Regions from separate parts of the Homo sapiens genome. Here regions 2 and 3 are each linked to region 1. The links are chromatin contacts, found by Hi-C or POLR2A ChIA-PET in ENCODE. All regions are on one chromosome and are shown on one strand. The core of a region is the stretch at or near the end of the contact, and the rest is flanking DNA. Distances in the headings are between cores, read along the strand shown. Region 1 has its middle 38 kb from the start of ARAF. Region 2 overlaps ELK1 (ETS transcription factor ELK1). Region 3 holds the start of SYN1 (synapsin I).

Evidence for each region. Hi-C counts contacts between places; a loop is a spot of excess contacts on that map. ChIA-PET counts read pairs that join two places held with the same protein, here RNA polymerase II (POLR2A). Pooled maps may share reads with other maps.
Region 2: a pooled map shows a loop between it and region 1 (2.3-fold over the local background). The contact joins two enhancer-like sites. A Hi-C loop is called at or near these places in 3 of 168 maps with a recorded cell type or tissue (heart left ventricle and ovary) and 9 of 50 pooled maps. POLR2A ChIA-PET finds 5 or more read pairs at or near these places in 4 of 52 experiments (IMR-90, WTC11, activated T-cell and 1 more).
Region 3: a pooled map shows a loop between it and region 1 (2.7-fold over the local background). The contact joins the promoter of SYN1 here to the enhancer-like site in region 1. A Hi-C loop is called at or near these places in 7 of 50 pooled maps. POLR2A ChIA-PET finds 5 or more read pairs at or near these places in 2 of 52 experiments (WTC11 and activated T-cell).

What each region holds. Positions count from the first base shown.
Region 1 is chrX:47,522,230-47,524,844 of GRCh38, reverse strand. No RefSeq gene overlaps it. Among named protein-coding and RNA genes, the nearest start is that of ARAF, 38 kb to the left of the region's middle. RefSeq lists silencers at 1,008-1,057, 1,118-1,187. Within about 2 kb of position 1,329, at least 4 of the 41 ENCODE cell types and tissues checked have a DNase peak (open chromatin) inside an H3K27ac peak, as active enhancers do.
Region 2 is chrX:47,636,591-47,639,205 of GRCh38, reverse strand. ELK1 (ETS transcription factor ELK1) reads left to right here. Exons shown (of 7, transcript NM_001114123.3): 4 at 1-311; 5 at 1,024-1,455; 6 at 2,092-2,193; 7 at 2,279-2,615. The coding sequence ends at 2,377. Among named protein-coding and RNA genes, the nearest start is that of CFP, 8.0 kb to the right of the region's middle. Within about 2 kb of position 1,250, at least 5 of the 41 ENCODE cell types and tissues checked have a DNase peak (open chromatin) inside an H3K27ac peak, as active enhancers do.
Region 3 is chrX:47,618,522-47,621,136 of GRCh38, reverse strand. SYN1 (synapsin I) reads left to right here and starts at 1,280. Exons shown (of 13, transcript NM_006950.3): 1 at 1,280-1,785. The coding sequence starts at 1,409. RefSeq lists silencers at 1,057-1,266, 973-1,267.

The DNA of each region.
Region 1 (2,615 bases), core at 80-2,579:
CACCACTGCACTCCAGCCTGGGTGACAGAGCAAGACTCCGTCTAAAAAATAAAATAAAATAAGAAGAATAAATGGAAAATGTGTGTGGATCCTGAGACTTTGTGAAGTTCAGTCATGTGTCCAAGATCTGAGATCTAAGCTTTGTGAATGAATCAGTAGAAACCCCTCGGCTCCAGTGTTGGCAGGTCTCCTCCTCCATGCAGCCCTCCCAGGGAACTGGCTCTGCTTGGGAAGTCTGTGGGGTCCCTGGGGCAGCAGCTGGGTGAGTCCTGGAATCAATCCTCATGTCTGGCTGCCGAGGGGCATCTCCTTCCTTAAAATCATTTGCGGGAGGCTTGGGTCGGGCCGTCCAGTCCTTCCTTAGTCTGGGACTGCAGGAGAAATGGTGGGGACCAAGCACACAGAGGCAGGTAGAGGTGTGGTAAGTGGCGATTCTGGGTGAGACAGGATGCTAATTGGATCCCACTTGGGGTGACTTGATAACGGGTTTGTGCAGGGTCACTGAGGACCCTCCTGGCTCCACGAGGATTCACTCAGCCTGGTGGTTGGACTAAGAGAAGGCCCTGTGGCCAGGAGCCCGGTTGGGTTTTGAGGTTATTCTGAAGAGGGGGTGCTGGGTGAGTTGGGGTATTGATGCCCGGCAGCCCAAGCAAAGGGTTCGAAGGACGCGGGGAGGTGGCTGCCTCCCGTCCCCCACAGGCTCCTCTGCCGCCTCCTGAACAGTTTTCCTGCCACGTCGAGGTGCCATGCTCGGGCATTCCCGGGGTCCTGGGCCAGGAAATGGCAGGTCCCTGGATCAGGAGGCCCGAGAGCTCTGGTCCTCGAGTCCCACTTCCTCTGCCCGCAGAGGGGACTGGAGGGGCGCGATTGTGCGCCACCCCGATTGCACCCAGATTCGGTCGTTTCCAGAACCTCTTCCCAGGAGCACGGGGAGCGGGAGAGCGGGAACCCCAAAGAGGAGCTCTGGGTCCGGCGAGTCCGGGTGGCGACTCGAGCTGAGCCCCCTCTCCCGCCGCAGCGCTGGGAGGGGCTCCGTCGCCAGCCGTGCCCTCTCGTCCTGCTCACTCACCCGGGCCTAACGACAGCAGCTGGCTCTGCGAGGGGTTCCCCGGGTTGGGGCCCCTAAATTAACACGCGGAGGGCCAGGGGGAGGCAGGGGAAGGGGGGCGGGGCAAAAGCTGCAGGGAAGCAAAACGGAGGAGGAGGTGCAGACAGGAGCGAGGAACGGCGGGCAGCGGGCTCGGCCCAGCTTCACGATGCGAACGGGAGGGGGCGCCAGAGACCGCCAGAGGCCAAGGTCCAGCGCTACTGCGGCACAGGCGCCGCCGCGTAGTCCGCAGTCAGAGGGCGGGGCCCGCCTTCGCAGCCACGGTCACGGTCGTGTTCACCCAGGCTCCGCAACCACCCGCAGAGCTCACGACGTGAAGGAGCAGCCCTCCTCCTTTCCTCTTCCCTCACCTCCTCCATCTTCTCCATCCTCCTCTTCTTTTGATAGATTGATGGATCAGAGATGGATGTGTGTGTGCGCGTACGCGTGTAAAGATACTTATCAAAGCATTATCCTTAAAAAAGGAAACATCTGAAGCCACAGGGAATATGAAATTAAAGAAACTCAGGTAGACAGTCTCTTTAAAAATATTATGGAACCATTTGAAAAATTGTTTATCAATACTATGTAACATCATGGGAAATTATTTTCATGTACTATTAAAGCAAAAAAGGCAGGATACACACACAGAAATCTCCATGTAAAAATGTGAACTATACACAGAACAGGAATGATCATCAAAACTCCCTCCAAGTACGAACAATGGTTTTCTGCAGGTGTGGTAATGCCTTTGTAGAATGTGCATAAATTCATATTAAAATAAATGGAAGCCTTTCCTTTTTATAGATAAAGGGAAGCCAGGTACATCCCAGGCTGTGGCCAGGCAGGAAAAGGAGCTGGGCAGGGCTTGAGGAGGGCACCGGGGCTCCTTGGTAAGGCGATGTCCAGATGTCACCCAGGCCTGTGGGTCGGTCCTACATATCTGTGCACCCCTTCCCCTAATACCCAGATATCCCTTTTCCTTAACAATCCCCACCCTGATATACACCACAGACCTAAACTCTTAGTCCATATGCCTCTGGAAATAAACTCCTGTCAACATTTGTCTGTTCAAAACAGTTAAGAATCTCTCAATTGATCTAATGAATTGAAGAAATCTATCCCCACGTTAGAAACATGCACATGTTGGCCCTGATTTAATTTCCCAGTAACTACAATTCCCCAGTAACTACATATGCATATGTACCGGACAAACAAGGCAGCTTTCCATTCCCAACTCCTCTTCCCTGGCTGATGGTTCTCAGGAGAATCTAGGCATCTGAGCCCTAGCCCCAGCACCCTAATGGAGAGTGCAGGGCACCTGGATAGTGGAGGCAGGCCTAGAAGCTTTTGGTGTAAAAGATGAAATTGAAATAAAAAGACCCACAGGTAACCATGTGTCAAGCACACATCTGGTACCCAATACATCTTTATGGAATAAAATAGACATTAAAATGCTACAGGTATAAGTTAAAATATTGGCAAACTGACTAGCAAGGTTTAGAAATCCACATTTAAGACTGGTCTA
Region 2 (2,615 bases), core at 1-2,500, 110 kb before region 1:
CCCCTGCTGCTATACATGCCGCCCCAGGGGACACTGTCTCTGGAAAGCCAGGCACACCCAAGGGTGCAGGAATGGCAGGCCCAGGCGGTTTGGCACGCAGCAGCCGGAACGAGTACATGCGCTCGGGCCTCTATTCCACCTTCACCATCCAGTCTCTGCAGCCGCAGCCACCCCCTCATCCTCGGCCTGCTGTGGTGCTCCCCAGTGCAGCTCCTGCAGGGGCAGCAGCGCCCCCCTCGGGGAGCAGGAGCACCAGTCCAAGCCCCTTGGAGGCCTGTCTGGAGGCTGAAGAGGCCGGCTTGCCTCTGCAGGTAAGGACTGGAATATAGAAATTCAGTAAGAGGAGGCAGTAAAGAGGAGGGATGTGTAATCCCCGGATGACGAGGGAGGCTGGTAGAAGAGACATAGCTGTCCCGTTAAAGGAGATAATGGTGGAAGGAAGACATCCTCTTAGAAGGAGGGGTGGGGCAGAGAGCTACACAAATCCTGAGACAGAAAGGGGAGAATACTGTGCTACAGTTAGTAGCTGCCGAACATGTAGGTGCCTGGAATATGTTTAATGCACTGGTTCTCGCACTCTAGTGCTCATCAGAATCACCTGTAGGTCTTGTTAAACCACAGATTGCCAGGCACACCCCCAGAGTTTCTGAATTTGTGGGGCTGGGGAGGGGCCCAATAATTTGCATTTTTAACTTGTTACCAAATGAGGCAGATATTGCTGGTCCAGAGGAAGGTAAATTTTTGAGAACCACTGTTTTAATGAATGAGGATGGTATCCCTCAGATTCCTACCCGCTTCAGGTTGTCTCACCCCAAGTCCCCTGTCCCATAGGAGGACCTGCCCCAGAGGAAGCCCTACTTCCTTGACGAAGTCCTATGTCCTGTTGGAGGACTTGCTCTGATGTGCAGTCATGCCCTGAGTACCAAGTGCCACCTTCCCGGGGAAATCACTGGGTGGCCCACAGGAGAATCCTGTGGTCCCAACAATCCTTACACACCCTCTTTGTGCCTGCTCCTCTACCAGGTCATCCTGACCCCGCCCGAGGCCCCAAACCTGAAATCGGAAGAGCTTAATGTGGAGCCGGGTTTGGGCCGGGCTTTGCCCCCAGAAGTGAAAGTAGAAGGGCCCAAGGAAGAGTTGGAAGTTGCGGGGGAGAGAGGGTTTGTGCCAGAAACCACCAAGGCCGAGCCAGAAGTCCCTCCACAGGAGGGCGTGCCAGCCCGGCTGCCCGCGGTTGTTATGGACACCGCAGGGCAGGCGGGCGGCCATGCGGCTTCCAGCCCTGAGATCTCCCAGCCGCAGAAGGGCCGGAAGCCCCGGGACCTAGAGCTTCCACTCAGCCCGAGCCTGCTAGGTGGGCCGGGACCCGAACGGACCCCAGGATCGGGAAGTGGCTCCGGCCTCCAGGCTCCGGGGCCGGCGCTGACCCCATCCCTGCTTCCTACGCATACATTGGTGAGTGCCTGCGGAGGGGTGGGGTGTGTGGGCGCCAGCACCAATGGGATTGGCATGTGGCGGGTGACTGACAGGAATCAGAGGAGGGTGAGTGTGGTTGTTCCTGAAGAGGGTGGAGCCTTTGAGTGTGATTGACTGGGCTGATGCTGGCTGGAGGGATGGGGTTTGATTAGTGAAGGGCAGGGCTGGGGACTTTTGTGGGTGGGACCGAGGGTCTTTCTGTGGGACTGTTTCTAGGTTGGGGTGTGGCTTAAGGAACCTGAGCAGGGCTTTTTGGTCTGGGATGTGCATATGGGGTTTCATGGGTGGGACATGAGTTGGAAGTTGACCCTGAGCTGTTGGGATGGTGACTTGAGAGGTTTGAGAGCAGCATTTGGATAGGGTCTTGTGGGTGGTCTTGACCAATGAGGTCTCAGCAACTGAGGGTGGGCTCTCGGGAGTGGGGAGTGGGGGGTGTCTGCAGAGTTTGAGAGATCATAGGCATGGCCTCCATGGTTACCATCTAGGTGTGTGCACTTTGGGGAGTGACCCTGGGAGTGTGAGTGGGAAATCTGTGGTGGGGCCGGGACCAAGTCCCTTCCAGCATCCCACATCTACTTTCTACTCACTTGAGCTCCGACCACCCTCTCCCCACAGACCCCGGTGCTGCTGACACCCAGCTCGCTGCCTCCTAGCATTCACTTCTGGAGCACCCTGAGTCCCATTGCGCCCCGTAGCCCGGCCAAGCTCTCCTTCCAGGTAGGATCCTCTTTCCCCGTTTTGGACAGGGTGAGAGACCCAAGAATGGCCCCCATCTGTGACCTCTCCCTCTTTTTGCCCCCAGTTTCCATCCAGTGGCAGCGCCCAGGTGCACATCCCTTCTATCAGCGTGGATGGCCTCTCGACCCCCGTGGTGCTCTCCCCAGGGCCCCAGAAGCCATGACTACTACCACCACCACCACCACCCCTTCTGGGGTCACTCCATCCATGCTCTCTCCAGCCAGCCATCTCAAGGAGAAACATAGTTCAACTGAAAGACTCATGCTCTGATTGTGGTGGGGTGGGGATCCTTGGGAAGAATTACTCCCAAGAGTAACTCTCATTATCTCCTCCACAGAAAACACACAGCTTCCACAACTTCTCTGTTTTCTGTCAGTCCCCCAGTGGCCGCCCTTACACGT
Region 3 (2,615 bases), core at 31-2,530, 96 kb before region 1:
GTGCTTTTATTGTAGTCAGAATCATAAAGATTTGACAGGTTCCCATATCCCACCTCTGCTTGGACTACCTCATTTGCTCATATGCAAACATTATTTGGTACCTACTGTGTGTGCACCATGGGATGGGCCTGCCTCTGTGGAAAGTTCTTGGGTGCAGGGGGAGACAGCCATGGGCACTGATGACATCAGGTAGTTATCGTGAGTTTTGGCGGTGTCCAGAGCAAAGGGATGGTGGCGTATATACCAAGTGTGTTCTGGTGTGGGGGTGGACACGCACCAGGGCTAGGGCTGCAGAGAATGTCTGTGTTGCAGATCTAGGTTTCTCCATGATCATCGGTGGGAATGTGTTTTGTCTGCAAGTGTATGCTCATATGAGTTTCCCTGGGTCTCTGTGTGTCAGTGTGTTACCTGTGTGTGTGGGGGTATGGGTGTATGCATGCATGTATGTAACATGCCCATGTGTGTTACTCTGGACTTGTATGTCTGTATGTATACCTAGATTGGCGTGTGTTCTGTCTGTACATGCCCTCGTATGTTTCCTCACTTTTGTGTGTGTTTATATGTGTGTCATTTCTTGTGTGCCTCCAGGCCCCCCTTGCCACCTTGGGCAAGGGTGTGTACACCACCCAAGTGTCCACCTCCGCTTGTCTGATGCTGTCTGTGACGCCCCCGCTCTCTGCCTAGCTGAGCCTGTGTGGATGTGGGAGACTAATCTCCCCGCGGGCACTGCGTGTGACCTCACCCCCCTCTGTGAGGGGGTTATTTCTCTACTTTCGTGTCTCTGAGTGTGCTTCCAGTGCCCCCCTCCCCCCAAAAAATGCCTTCTGAGTTGAATATCAACACTACAAACCGAGTATCTGCAGAGGGCCCTGCGTATGAGTGCAAGTGGGTTTTAGGACCAGGATGAGGCGGGGTGGGGGTGCCTACCTGACGACCGACCCCGACCCACTGGACAAGCACCCAACCCCCATTCCCCAAATTGCGCATCCCCTATCAGAGAGGGGGAGGGGAAACAGGATGCGGCGAGGCGCGTGCGCACTGCCAGCTTCAGCACCGCGGACAGTGCCTTCGCCCCCGCCTGGCGGCGCGCGCCACCGCCGCCTCAGCACTGAAGGCGCGCTGACGTCACTCGCCGGTCCCCCGCAAACTCCCCTTCCCGGCCACCTTGGTCGCGTCCGCGCCGCCGCCGGCCCAGCCGGACCGCACCACGCGAGGCGCGAGATAGGGGGGCACGGGCGCGACCATCTGCGCTGCGGCGCCGGCGACTCAGCGCTGCCTCAGTCTGCGGTGGGCAGCGGAGGAGTCGTGTCGTGCCTGAGAGCGCAGCTGTGCTCCTGGGCACCGCGCAGTCCGCCCCCGCGGCTCCTGGCCAGACCACCCCTAGGACCCCCTGCCCCAAGTCGCAGCCATGAACTACCTGCGGCGCCGCCTGTCGGACAGCAACTTTATGGCCAATCTGCCAAATGGGTACATGACAGACCTGCAGCGTCCGCAGCCGCCCCCACCGCCGCCCGGTGCCCACAGCCCCGGAGCCACGCCCGGTCCCGGGACCGCCACTGCCGAGAGGTCCTCCGGGGTCGCCCCAGCGGCCTCTCCGGCCGCCCCTAGCCCCGGGTCCTCGGGGGGCGGTGGCTTCTTCTCGTCGCTGTCCAACGCGGTCAAGCAGACCACGGCGGCGGCAGCTGCCACCTTCAGCGAGCAGGTGGGCGGCGGCTCTGGGGGCGCAGGCCGCGGGGGAGCCGCCTCCAGGGTGCTGCTGGTCATCGACGAGCCGCACACCGACTGGTAAGCCACTGCCGCGGACGTCTCCCGTGGGCCTGGGTCCCCAGATCGTTCTTCTGCGAATGAGCAATTATCGAGCGCCGCTTGTGTGCCTGACACCTGGCCCTCTCACCTAAATCTTTTTCCTTTAAATTATTAAGCTGGATGCTTCCTCTGTGCCCCGCCCTTGTCGCCCCCCTCCGCCCCTTAAACCTTGATGGATCCAGGGAGCAATTATCAGGCACCTGCTGCGTACCTGTTCCCTACTACCCCTCCCCCAAAAGTCTTTGGCTTCAATATATCCTATGAGCCTTCGAAAACCGAACGTGTCCTTCCTACCCTCCCCAACCCTTGCCCCATAGGCCTTGTCCTCTAATGGATCTTGTGAGCACTTATCTAGTACCTGCAGTATGCCTCATCCAAGAGCCCTTCCCCAAGGCCTTTGATTTCAATGAGGTTTGTGAGCATTCTTTGAGAGCCTGATACTGTCCTGTTCTCCTCAACCCTTGCCCTGAGGCCTTCTCTAATGGGTCTTGTGAGCATGTGTCCAGTCTATGCTATGTGTCCCACCCCAGCTCCGTCCTTAAAGCCCTTTTAAACTATTTAGTAAACATTGAGTACCTGCTGTGTATCCCACCCCAGCTTCTCTCCAAAAGCTTTGCCTTTCATGGATCCTGTGAGTTTTGATTGGATGCCTTCTCTGTGCCCCAACTCCAAGCCCTCTCTCTGAGGGCCTTTTCTCCAAAGGATCTAGGAAGCATTTGTTAAGTGCCTGATACGTGCCGCACCCCCAAACCCCTTCTCAAACAAATCATTTTCCTCCAGTGAGTTCCATGAGCAGTTTTGAACCTTCT